2 separate regions of the Homo sapiens genome follow, and region 1 is linked to region 2. The links are chromatin contacts, found by Hi-C or POLR2A ChIA-PET in ENCODE. All regions are on one chromosome and are shown on one strand. The core of a region is the stretch at or near the end of the contact, and the rest is flanking DNA. Distances in the headings are between cores, read along the strand shown.

Region 1 (6,485 bases), core at 3,213-5,712, 44 kb before region 2:
AATTACAATATAGCGTGATACATGTTATTATGGAGGGAAACAGAAATATGATAATACAGAGAGTTAAAGCAGGAGTTAATCAGGAGAAAAAGTATGTAAAAAGACCTTTGGAAGTACAAGAGAATATGATGCTTTGGGAAAATTAAAAGTAGTTGGCATGAGCCAAAAACAAGAACGAGCATTTCACAAAAGAATTAGTACAACTAGCCAATAATGTGGTAGGATATATACTTTGAAATATTAGCAAATGTTTTATTTTATTTTATTTATTTATTTATTTAGCAAATGTTTTAAACAGGTATTTTCTTTCTCCCTTTGCCCTTCCCGCGTTTGAATAGCTCAGTGCTACATACTGACTGCCTTAGGGAAGTGGTGGTGTGTCTAGGCTGATGGAATCTCTCACAGCCTCATAATTTCTCCCAGTTGGGTGCCAGACTGTCACAGGGCAGCAGAATGGGTCTGTGCCCCAAAGGGGGCCTCAGAAATGGTGAATTGAGCTTTCAGAACTGAAAGATCTGGCCGGGCGCGGTAGCTCACACCTATAATCCCAGCACTTTGGGAGGCCGAGGCAAGTGGATCACTTGAGGCCAGGAGTTCCAGACCAGCCTGGCCAACATGGTGAAACCCCGTCTCTACTAAAAATACAAAAATTAGCCAGGCATTTTTGTGTGCGCCTGTAGTCCTAGCTACTCAGAAGGCTGAGGTGGGAGAATCTCTTGAACCCGGGAGGTGGAGGTTGCAGTGACCCCAGATAGCGCCACTGCACTCCAGTTTGGTGGCAGAGTGAGACCCTGTCTCCAAAAAAAAAGTCCTCATTGGCAGGAATAAGGAACATCTTGTTGTCACTTATCATGAAGGGATGGATGACCAAGGACCAATGGGTAGATGGTCACCTCACTTCAGTAGATTCTTGTGGGGAAGGGGTGACAGAGGCAGTCAGTTGGATAACGCCCCGACCCTGACAGCAATACTCATACCTAATGCCTTAATGCTTAGTCCCTTGGAATTTGGCTGTGATCCAGGGAAAAGTGTATGGCAATGGAGATTGCTTCTATCTCCCAGTGGAATAAGGACTCACAAGCTGAGAAAATAGGTTGAGTACAGAAAAATAAAGAGTGCCTTTTGCACACCTAAATTATGGAACAAGCATCATATCATCTTTTAGAAATTACCAATAATTGCTGGGCTTGGTGACTCATGCCTGCAGTCCCAGCACTTTGGGAGGCTGACCCAGGAGGACGGCTTGAACCCAGGAGTTCGAGACGAGCCTACAGCAACAAAGCGAGGCCCCATCTCTACAAAAAGTCAAAAATTAGCTGGGTGCGGTGTCACATGCCTATGATCCCAGCTACATGGGAGGCTGAGGTGGGAGGATCACTTGAGCCCAGAAAGTCGAGGCTGCAAGTGAGCCAAGATTGCACCACTGCACTCTGGCCTGGATGACAGAGTGAGACCCTGTGTCAAAAAATAAAAAGGAAAGAAATGACCAACAATCACAGAAATACAAATGACAACAAAATTCCATTTATTTTATGTAGCAGATTGACAAACATTAAATAGGTTGATAATTACCAGTCTGTGAAATTATTGGGAATGGGCATTTGAAAATGCTGTTGGTGGGAGAGTACACCAATATAAATGCTTTTGAGAGTAGTTTGGCATCAACTCTAAAGAAATCAATAGACACTCAAGATTAATATGTAAAGATTGCTCATTTCAGTGTTGCTTACAATAGTGAATAATTACAGTAACATACATGTCTGACAATAAGGGATTTATTAAGTTACAATAAATTATTAAAACAGAACAATATAAGCCATTGAAAGGATTGAGGTAATTCTATGCTTAGTAATATATCCAATGCTTATAATACACAGTTAAAGGGGAGAAAAGCAACTTTTCAAATGGTGTGTATAGTGTGATCAAATTCTTGTAACTACATGCTTATACTTGCATAGAAGAATTCTGTGAGGATTTTCACCAATGTGTTTACAGTGACAGTCTTTGGTTGACATGATTATGAGTAATTTAAGTTCCATGTCCATTTGACTGCTTTATACTTTCTTTTCCTTTTTTTTTTTTTTAAGACAGGGTCTTGCTCTGTTGCCCAGGCTAGAGTATAGTGAATGCAATCATGGCTCACTGCAGCCTCAACTCCTGGGCTCAAGTGGGAGCCCAGCTAATTTTTTAAAATTTTTTGTAGAGATGAGGTCTCACTCTGTTGCCCAGGCTGGTCTCTAACTCCTGGCCTCAAGCAATTCTCCCACCTTAGCCTCTCAAAGCACTGGGATTCCAGGCAGGAGCTACCACACCTGGCTGCTTTGTATTTTCTAATTATCTTACAATGGACAGGAATTGCTTGTGTTACTATTTTCTTCCTTTTATTTAAAAAATAAAATAGTTGAGGATGGCTGAGCCGTACTATGACCATGGATGAATGATGAGGGTGGGAAACAGAGAGACACCTCAGACTCAGATCCTAAGCTCCAAGATTGGCATTTGTCCTGCCCATATCACATAGGCATTTTCCCCAACATTCCAGGAAATAACTATAAAAATGACTGACTGGGCATGGTGGCTCACACCTGTAATCCCAGCACTCTGGGAGGCTGAGGTGGGAAGATCACCTGAGGTCAGGAGTTCGACACCAGCCTGGCCAACATGGTGAAACCCATTTCTATTTTTCTTTTTTTTTTTTTCTTTTTTTTTCAGACAGAGTCTTGCTCTGTCGTCAGGCTGGAGTGCAGTGGCATGATCTTGGCTCACTGCAACTTCTACCTCCCGGGTTCAAGCAATTCTCCTGCCTCAGCCTCCCCAGTAGCTGGGATTACATGCCACCACCATGTGGTTTACATGCTGCACCTCCATGCCCAGCTAATTTTTGTATTTTTTTAGTAGAGACAGGGTTTCACCATGGTGGCCAGGATGGTCTTGAGCTCTTGACCTCATGATCCGCCCACCTCGGCCTTCCAAAGTGCTGGGATTACCACCATGAGCCACTGCACCCAGCCAGTGAAACCCCATTTCTACTAAAAAAAAAAAAAAAAAAAAAAAAAAGAACAAAAATTAGTCGGGTGAGGTGGCAGGCACCTGTGATCCCAGCTACTCGGGAGGCTGAGGCAGGAGAATCGCTTGAACTGGGGAGGCAGAGGTTGCAGTGAGCTGAGATTGTGCCACTGCACTCCAGCCTGGGCAACAGAGTGAGACTCTGTTTCAAAAAAAAAAAAAGACTCAGCCATTTCTCTCAGAAGGTATCAGGAGACCTTGAGAACTAATACTTGAGCCAATATCTTAACATTTTTATTCTCATGCAAATGATTCAAATACAGATAATGTATTTTCCTTTGCCTATGTTGCCTAGGAAACAAAAATAGAGTGGCATTTCTTTAGGTGATTATTATCTGATCTCTGTCCAATATACTACAGTTATTCTCTATGCCACTGGTTCTCCTACTTTCATTCAGAGCCAGCCCAGTTGGGGACTCTGTGTGGTAGAGATTTTCAGAGCAGAACATGCTCCATTTCTGGTGCCCCTACTCCCCACCCCTGGAAAAGAGGGATGGAGCCTTGAAACCTCCTCCAAGTGATTCTAATATGTCCCCACTAGACACGCCGGATCTGATCCATACTATTCCATTATTTAAAAAAAAAAAAACCCACATATTCCCTTTAAACATCCTTTTTCTTTGTTTGACATTTGTATGTTTCCTTAGGCTGCTATAACAAATTACCACAAACTTGGGGGCTTAAAACAACAAAGACTTATTCTCTCACACTTCCGAGACCAGAAGTCCAAAATCAAGGTGTCAGGAGGGCCACACTCCTCTGACAGTCTAGGGGAGAGCCCTAACCTCTTTCAGCTTCTAGCAGCTCCCAGCCTTCCTTGCATGACAGCATCTCTCCAACCTGTGCCTCCATCTTCATGCTGTGGCCACCAACCCTGTGTATCTCTCTCTTCTTTCTCTTATAAGGACACCAACCAGTCACTGGATTTAGGACCCATCCAAAATTCAGGATACTCTCATATTGAGATCTTTAACTCACATCTGCAAAGAACTGATTTCTAAATAAGGTCACATTCACAGGTACTAGGGGTTAGGACTTGAACATATCTTCTTGGAGGATACAATTCGAGCTACTACAATATTACACCCGCATGTGCTTTAATTTTTAGGTAAGAAGCCAATTATAATCATAGCTAACATTTATTGAAAACTTAGCCAACATGCTAAGCATTTTATAAGCATTATTTCAATTAAGTTACAGCATGTTTTTCCCCACCCCACCTACCTCCATCTCCCCTCGACCACCCAAATATCCAGTTTCCATTACTTTGCCTTCTGGTAAACAGAATAGCACTTCAAAATTCCTGCCAGTGAATAAAGCAACAGCTTTCACAAGTGAAGAAGAATTGCTGCTCCTAGACAATCACTGGTTTGACCTGTTTGGTCACTTTTTGAGGCTGTACAGCTAGACTTACCCAACTGGATGTAATACCAATAGGATCTGCAAAACTCAATACCTGACACCAGGCTCTTTTTAAGGAATACAATCTCTGTCAGCTTCCAAGCGTATATCAAATGCCTGTGTCAAGCTAGACTGTCATAAAGCATTCTGCTTCTTCCCACCTTTTTAGTATAAAAATTTTCAAACATAAAGTGAATTTTTAAAGTTCTACAATTAATACCCATTTTCCCACTACGTAAATTCTACATTACTATTCTGCTATTCTTGCTTTATTCTATAATTATGCATGCATCTATCCATTAATCCATCTTATTTTTCCCCCTCTAAGTACTTCAGCATGCATATCATTAAACCAGACCAGAACACAGGCTCTTTGGAGGCAGGCAGATCCCCTAAGAGAGGAAAGAGGGAGGAGGTCAGCTGAGGACGCACTCTTCCTTCTTCCACACTTAACCGATTAACCCAGGAACTCCTTTTGCCACAGGAGAAGTAAGAAGTAGCAAGAGAAGCCAGGAGTGGGACAGTGAGGATCTCTCTCCACAAGGAAACAGGAAGAAGGGGGGAATATATTCCCATAAAAGGATACACTGAATAATGTAATGGATAAACATTTTCAATGACCAATACAACAAATTATTGGCATACTCAACACTACTGCCAAGCAATGATTTGGACTTCAGTAATTCTAGTCTGTTCCATTTTCCGCAATTCTCCAATGACTGTAACCATCTCTGTTTCTCTTTGCTTTTATTTGCCTTTGCCCTCATTCTCTCATACTCCAAAAGGACATCTCCATGAATTTAATACTAGAGCCATATCACATTGAGAATTAATACTAGAGCCAATATCTTAACATTTTTATTATCATGCAAATGGCTCAAATACAGATAATGTATTTTCTTTTGCCTATGTTGCCTAGGAAACAAAAATAGTGTGGCATTTCTTTAGGTGATTATTATCTGATCTCAATCCAACATACTGCAGCTATTCTCTATGCCACTGGCTCTCCTACTTTCGTTCAAAGCAAGCCCAGTTGGGGACTCCATGTGGTAGAGATTTTCAGAGCAGAGTATGAAAATCTTCACGTGATATGGTTTGAATTTGTGACACTGCCGAAATCTTATGTTGAATTGGAATCTCCAATGTTGGAGGAGGGGTTTGGTGGGAGTGATTGGATCATGGGAGCAGACTTCCCCCTTGCTGTTCTTGTGATAGTGAGTGAGTTCTCACAAGATCTTGTTGTTTAAAAGTATGTAGCACCTCCCCCCTTCTCTCTCTTCCTTCTGCTCCAACCGTGTAAGACATGTCTGCTTCCCCTTTACCTTCCCCCATGATTGTAAGTTTCCTGAGGCCTCCCCAACCATGCTTCCTGTAGAGCCTATGGAACTGTGAGCCAATTAAATGTCTTTTCTTTATAAATTAACCAGTCTCAAGTATTTTACAGTAGTGCAAGAACAGACTAATACACGATGCAAAGAGGAATGTGGTGGCCTGTGGTGATTGACTCACATCCCAAATCACTCCCTGATCCTTTGATAACTCCCTGATCAAAGAAGAAAAAGAATTATTTATTTCTATCCCCTGTCTGCAAAATTCCATGAAAGTTCTAAAATTAGTCCAGCTTGGGTCACATGTCTATTCAGGACCAATCACTGAAGTTAAGAGGATAAGGAACAGTGATCAGCCCAACTTGGGTCATGAGTCAGCCCGCCAACCCCTGTGCAAAAAGGGATAAGGTCTATTATAGAAAGAAGTTAGCGGTGCTGGGCTTCACTGGGAACACAGAGGAAATCTAATGTTCTCATTTATTCTATAACCCTTTTCTTCCAAGTCCCACTCCACTCATAAGTTCTGTTAAAAGTTGAAATGTCTACTGATATTTTCTTTTCTTTCTTTCTTACTTTTTTTTTTTTTTTGAGGTAGGGTCTTTCTTGTTCTATCACCCAGGCTGGGGTGCTGGAGTACAGTAGAGCAATCATAACTCACTACAGCCTCAAGCTCCTAGGCTCAGGCGATCC
Region 2 (6,811 bases), core at 2,701-5,200:
GCATGGTTAAATACTGTGTGGAGTTGTGCACCTGCACTCCAAACCTGCTGAGTTATGCTGCACCAGAAGGCTTCCTCAGACTACTCCTGACTAAAGCACAGCCATCTCCCTTACAGCAGGCTGAGACACCCTTACCTTTCTAATTCTCAGCTTCTGGATATACTGCTGTGTAGAACTGCACATGCTCAAGGACTCAATAAGTAACCATGAAACATGAGCACAATTTGCTTTCCAAAAGAATGGCTGCAACAGTGATTCATTTCAGTTATTCCTCAAACTCAGGGATGGTAGCTTATAAAACAAAAAATAATAAACTTTGGATACTTGGGCCCCACCCAGAATTAGCATCTCTGGGAGTAAGGAATTTGATTTTTTCTTTAAGGAGGTTTTGTAGAATAGCCAACACTGAGGGCTAGACTAGATGGTGTTTCTCAAGTGTGCCTGGTCAGGAGAATTAGCTGGGTAGCATATTAAGTCCACCAAGTCCCAGCCTTCCTCTGGAGATCCAAGTTTAATAGGTCTGGATGGGCCAGGCTCAGTGGCTCACACCTGTAATCCTAGCACTTTGGGAGGCTGAGGCAGGAGAATCGCTTGAACCCAGAAGGTGGAGGTTGCAGTGAGCCAAGGTTGCACCACTGCACTCCAGCCTGGGTGATAGAGTGAGACTCTGTCTCAAAAAAAAAAAAAAAAAAGTCTAGATGGGCCTATCAATAGATTTGGAAGCTTAACAGGATCCCCTGGTGATTCTTACAATTGAGCAGGCTTGGGAAGCACTGGGTATATCTGGGTTTCCCAAACTTCTCTTGTATAAGAATTACTTGGTGTTGGCCGGGCACGGTGGCTCATGCTTGTAATCCCAGCACTCTGGGAGGCTGAGGCAGGTGGATCACGAGGTCAGAATTTTGAGACCATCCTGGCTAACACCGTGAAACCCCGTCTCTACTAAAAAAATTAGCCGGGTGTGGTGGCACGGGCCTGTAGTCTCAGCTACTCGGGAGGCTGAGGCAGGAGAATCGCTTGAACCTGGGAGGCAGAGGTTGCAGTGAACCGAGATCATGCCACTGTACTCCAGCCTGGGCAACAGAGACTCCATCTCAAAAAAAGAAAGAAGAATTACCTGGTGTTCTATTTGAAAGCACAGATTCCTTTGCCCCCATCCAGATAAACAGAATGAGACTTCCTGGCTTTGAGGTCTGGCAATCTATTTATTTAACAAAGACTTCCACTTGATTCTTATTATCTGAGAAATGGCAACAAAGCTTTGTTGATTGTCAACTTTGTCTTGCCCATAGCATCATCAGGGAACTTTTGTGTGTGTGGTAAAATACACAAACATAGCATTTACCATTAGTGACATATAATCTGTTCTAATACGTTCAGAATATACAGCCATCACCACTGTCTAGTTCCAGAACACTTTCATCTCTCATCTGGGAACTTCTAAAACATACAGATGCCCAGGCTGTACCCCAACTGAATAAATGAGAATCCCTGTGGTGGAACCCACACATTGGGACTCCTTAAGGCATTCCAGTTGATTACAATGTACAGTCAAGTTTGGGACCACTCAGGATTCCTGCCCTCCAGAAAGCCTTGTTAATGCATCCCATGGGGGACTCTCGTGCTGCTACTCTGCAGTCCATTAAGTGCAACCTCACATGGCTCTATGCCATTCTGGCATTCTGGTTTCTTTTCTTTTCTTTCCTCCCTCCTTCTCTCCCTCTTTTCTTTTCTCTTTTCTTTTCTTTTCTTTTCTTTTCTTTCTTTCTTTCTTTCTTTCTTTCTTTCTTTCTTTCTTTCTTTCTTTCTTTCTTTTCTTTCTCTTTCTCTCTCTCTTTCTTTCTTAGAAAAGACATCTATATGAGTGAATTAACCCTTTATCTTTCTTTTTTTAGAAAAGACATCTATAGGCCAGGCACAGTGGCTCATGCCTGTAATCCCAGCACTTTGGGAGGCCGAGGTGGGAGGATCATGAGGTCAGGAGATCGAGACCATCCTGGCTAACATGGTGAAACCCTGTCTCTACTAAAAATACAAAAACAAAATTAGCCGGGAGTTGTGGTGGGCACCTGTAGTCCTAGCTACTCAGGAGGCTAAGGAAGGAGAATGGCATGAACCCAGGAAGTGGAGCTTGCAGTGAGCCGAGATCGCACCACTGCACTTCAGCCTGGGTGACAGAGCAAGACTCCGTCTCAAAAAAAAAAAAAAAAAAAAAGAAAAGAAAAGAAAAGAAAAGACATCTATATGAGTGAATTAACCCTTTATAGATGAGTGAATTAACCCTATATATTTTAACCCTTTATCAGACATATGATTTGCAAATATTTTCTCTCATTGTATAGGTTACCTTTTCATTCTTTTTATGTATGACATATAAAGATGCTCAATATCACTAATCATTAGGAAAACGCAAATCAAAACCACAATGAGATAGCACCTCCATACCCACTAGGATGATTACTTTAACATTTTTCAAAAAAAAAAAAACAGAAGATAAGTGTTGGTGAGAATGTGGAGAAATTGGAATCCTTATGCATTGCCAGTGGAAATGTAAAATGGTGCAGTTGCTATGGGAAACATACTATATGACAGTTCCTCAAAAACTATTTTTCTAATTAAAAATAGAACTTCCAAATATCCAGGAATTCCACTTATGGGCATAAGGAATTTAAAAACAGGATCTCAAAGAGGTATTAATATTTGTATACCCATATTCATAGCAGCATTATTCACAAGCATCAAAAGTTGGTAATAACCCAAATGTCCATCAGCAGATGAATGGATAAACAAAATGTGGTATAGTCTGTGCATGCAATGGAATATTGTTTCAACTTTAAAAAGAAAGGAAATTCTGGGCCGGGCACGGTAGCTCACACCTGTAATCCCAGCACTTTGGGAGGCCGAGGCAGGCAAATCACGAGGTCAGGAGTTTGAGACCAGCCTGGCCAATATGGTGAAACCCATCTCTACTAAAAACACAAAAATTAGCCGGGCATGGTGGCGTGCGCCTATAGTCCCAGCTACTCGAGAGGCTGAGGCAGGAGAATCACTTGAGCCTGGGAGGTGGAGGTTGCAGCAAGTGGAGATCACGCCACTGCACTCCAGCCTGGGCAACAGAGCGAGACTCCATTTCAAAAAAATAAATAAATAAACATAAATATATAAATAAATAAATAAAAAGAAAGGAAATTCTGACACATGCTACAACATGGGTGAAGCCTTAGAACATTGTGCTAAGTTAAACAAGCCAGTCACAAAAGGATAAATACTGTATGATCCTACTTGTATGATGTACCTAGAGTGATCAAATTCATAGAGACAGAAGGTAGAATAGTGGTTGCCAAGGACTGGGGGAGGGAAGGGAATTGGGCGTTAGTGTCTAATGGGTACAGAATTTCAGTTTTGCAAGCTGATAAGAGTTTTGGAGATGAACAGTGGTGATGGCTGTACAATGATGTGAATTTATTTAATGCCACCGAACTGTACACTTAAAATGGGGAAGATGGCAAATTTTATGTTGTATATATTTTATTACAATTTAAAAATTTTTAATAATATTTAAAAATGAGAAAAAAAGGTTGTTGCAATAATCTAGGTAAGAAATGCCAAGAGTCTGACCTGAGGAAGTATCAGTGGAGATGGGAGGAAGAGACACACTTTAAGTATATTTGGGAGGAAAATAATTAAGATGGGGTATGGAGATGAGAGAAGAGAGTCCAAGTTTCAAGTCTTGGGAGGTGAGTGGTGGCATTTCCCAAGATCGGAAGCACAGAACGAGGAGAATTCCCACTTCCAAAACACTTGGAAATTTTCCAGAATACTTTTCCATCTGTAATCTAATTTCAACGTGAGCTAGAAGGAACAAATAGTTTTATCCACCCTTTACAGGTGATGAAACTGAGACAGCCAAATATAAAAGGGTCCCTGGAGAGGCTCTGACCAGGCTGCGTACTGGGAGAACAGGGTGGAGCCTCGGGAAGTTCCTGCCATTCTGCAGCAGGGAGGTGCCTGGCCTCTCCTCTTCCTGGGTGGTACCTGGGACTCAAGCTGTGAGGCAGGAAACTGAAAGCAAGACTCTTGCCTTGCTGAGAGTCCCTGTTTCCCTTTTGTTCCTTTTCGCCCAATAGATTTCATTTTTCTCACCTTTCTATGAAAAAAAAATTATCTCCTTTTTAAGCCACAGGATGGCCCTTCCCCCTGTTTTGGTGACGATCCTGAGAAGTTAAGCTCTTTGCTGAAGGAAATATATATAGTTAGTGATAGAATCAAGATTCAAGTCCAAGTCTTCCAAATCAGAAGTTCTTAATAACATATACTGCCTGCCATAGTAAATTTAAAATAGTAATAGAAGACATTTAAACATATTAATAGACCAGACGGGGTTCATGCCTGTAATCCCAGCACTTTGGGAGGCCAAGGTGGGAGGATTGCTTGAGCCAGGAGTTCAAGACCAGCCAGGACAACATAGCAAGACCCTGTCTTTACAAAAAATGCAAACATCAGCCAGGCATGGTGGTGCACACCTGTGGTCCCAGCTACTTAGGCTGAGGTGGGAGGATTGCTTGAGCCTAGGAAATTGAAACTATGGTGAGCAGCATTTGTGCCACTGCACTTCAGCCTGGGCAACAGAGCAAGACCCTGCCTCAAAAAAATATATATTTAAAAATTGTTTAATAAAATATATAGAATTTTTAATATATATATTTATAAATCTCGTCTTTTTTTTTTTTTTTTTTTTTGAGACAGAGTCTTACTCTATCACCCAGGCTGGAGTGCAGTGGTGTGATCTCGGCTCACTCCAACCTCCACCTCTGGATTCAAGTGATTCTCATGCCTTAGCTTCCCAAGTTGCTGGGGTTACAGGTGTGCACCACCACACCCAGCTAATTTTTGTATTTTTATTAGAGGTGGGGTTTCACCATGTTGGCCAGACTGGTCTCGATATCCCAACCTCAGGTGATCCACCCACCTTGGCCTCCCAAAGTGCTGGGATTACAGGTGTGAGCCATTGCACCTGGCCTAAAAACCAAGTCTTGAAATATGTTCCTTGAGAATCCATAGGGGCCATCAGGGAATTCAGCTTTAGGGACTCTCATGCCTGAGTAGGGCCACTGCCACGTATGGCAGCTCAGCCAGTAACCACTGATAGCCATCTTTTCCGCTCCCTTCTCCACTGACACTACCAGGTAGTGGTGGAGGAGGAGGGCCATCCTCTACATAGGCCACCTGCCTAGGTGGACACCATCAGAACACCAGACTTTGCTCTATGCATCCTAAGTTCTTATATAAGGAGTCAGTGAGACAGAAACTAGAATGTCAGTAACTCGCCCTTAGGAATTTACCCTAGTGAAATTAAAACTGATCCACATAAATACATGCATATGAATGTTCAGAGCAGTATTATTCACGATAGCTCAAAACTGGAAACAACCCAGATGTCCATGAACTGATGAATGGGTAAATAGGATATGGTATTTTTATGCAACGGAATACTATTCAGCAGCAAAAAAGAAAGAACTAAGACACATGCTACAGCACAAATGAACTTGTGCTAAGTGAAAGAAGCCAAATACAAAAGATTCTATTTGTATAATTCCATTTATATGAAATGTCCAGAAAAGGCATATTTACAGAGATAGAAAGCAGATCAGTGGTTGTCTGGGGCTGGCAGTGGGATCAGGGATTAACTGTAAACAGACATGAGAGAACTTTTAGGGATGATGGAAATGTTCTAAAACCGGATTTGCAGTAATGGTTTAACAACTCTATTCATAAAAATAATAAATTATATACTTACAACAGTTAAATTTTTATGGTATGTAGATTATACCGTAATAAAGCTGATAGCAGCAGGAAACAAATTCCTAGGCAGACAGGGACAGGACCCCGGTGAAACCCGACCTTCAAGTCAAAGACAGCATGAAGCTGGAAAACCAAACTGCCAGTTCTGGGTGGAGTCCACGACCACAGTGAGAACTTCCTTCATGCCTTTTAGCCAATCGAATGGTGCTTTTTCCAGGCCAAATCATGGACCAATTAGCACACACTCTCCTATTCTGAGCCCACAGAAAACCCCGGACTCAGCCCCACAGACCACTACCCACTTTCAGCCCCGTCTCACACAGAGGGCTGCTCGTTTCAGGGTCCCTCTCATTGTCAAGAGCTTTTCTTTCGCTCAATAAAATTTTATCTGCCTTGCTCACTCTCTGATGTCTGCATACCTCATTCCTCTTGGTCACGGGACAAGAACCTGGAACCTGCTGAATGGAGGGTGCGAAAAGAGCTGTAACATACATTCCTGCTCGCAGAGCTACCGGAGTGAAAAAACCACTTGACACCACACACCCCCATTCACTGAGCTGCGGGCAGCAGGACCGAACAAGCTGTGACACTTCCTGGGGGCTCAGACCTTGGGACTCCCCAACCAAAAGCTGTAACACCCCTTGGGGGCTCTGCAGTTGCTGGCATCTCCGAGTTTTTGGGTACCACCACATCTCCCTTGTCCAGACGCCGGCACCCAAGGCAGAAGCTGGTCACCGCACGCCTTAACCAGCCACAGGCTGGGCACAGAGCCACAGCAGGCGTGCGATCTGGGCCAGTAGCATGAGCAGAGCGCAGCCTGCTGAGCAGAGTGGGTGAGGTGAGCCCAGCAGGCCCATGTGAAGCCCCAGCAGAGGAACTGCTGACGGTGGAGATTTTTGTCTGGCAAAGTGGCACCAAAAGAATCCTGTGTCAAAGCGATTAAGAAAATGGGGGAGATATATAATCAGAGGGAAAGATTAGGAAGAAAATTAATGTACAATGCATGCTG

The links. Hi-C counts contacts between places; a loop is a spot of excess contacts on that map. ChIA-PET counts read pairs that join two places held with the same protein, here RNA polymerase II (POLR2A). Pooled maps may share reads with other maps.
Region 1: a map of dorsolateral prefrontal cortex shows a loop between it and region 2 (2.4-fold over the local background). The contact joins two enhancer-like sites. A Hi-C loop is called at or near these places in 5 of 168 maps with a recorded cell type or tissue (dorsolateral prefrontal cortex, gastrocnemius medialis, posterior cingulate gyrus and 1 more) and 3 of 50 pooled maps. POLR2A ChIA-PET finds 5 or more read pairs at or near these places in 4 of 52 experiments (BJ, HCT116, common myeloid progenitor, CD34-positive and 1 more).

Annotation. Positions count from the first base shown.
Region 1 is chr4:41,332,353-41,338,837 of GRCh38, reverse strand. No RefSeq gene overlaps it. Among named protein-coding and RNA genes, the nearest start is that of UCHL1, 79 kb to the right of the region's middle. Within about 2 kb of position 4,462, at least 2 of the 41 ENCODE cell types and tissues checked have a DNase peak (open chromatin) inside an H3K27ac peak, as active enhancers do.
Region 2 is chr4:41,287,864-41,294,674 of GRCh38, reverse strand. No RefSeq gene overlaps it. Among named protein-coding and RNA genes, the nearest start is that of UCHL1, 34 kb to the right of the region's middle. RefSeq lists an enhancer at 6,019-6,519. Within about 2 kb of position 3,950, at least 2 of the 41 ENCODE cell types and tissues checked have a DNase peak (open chromatin) inside an H3K27ac peak, as active enhancers do.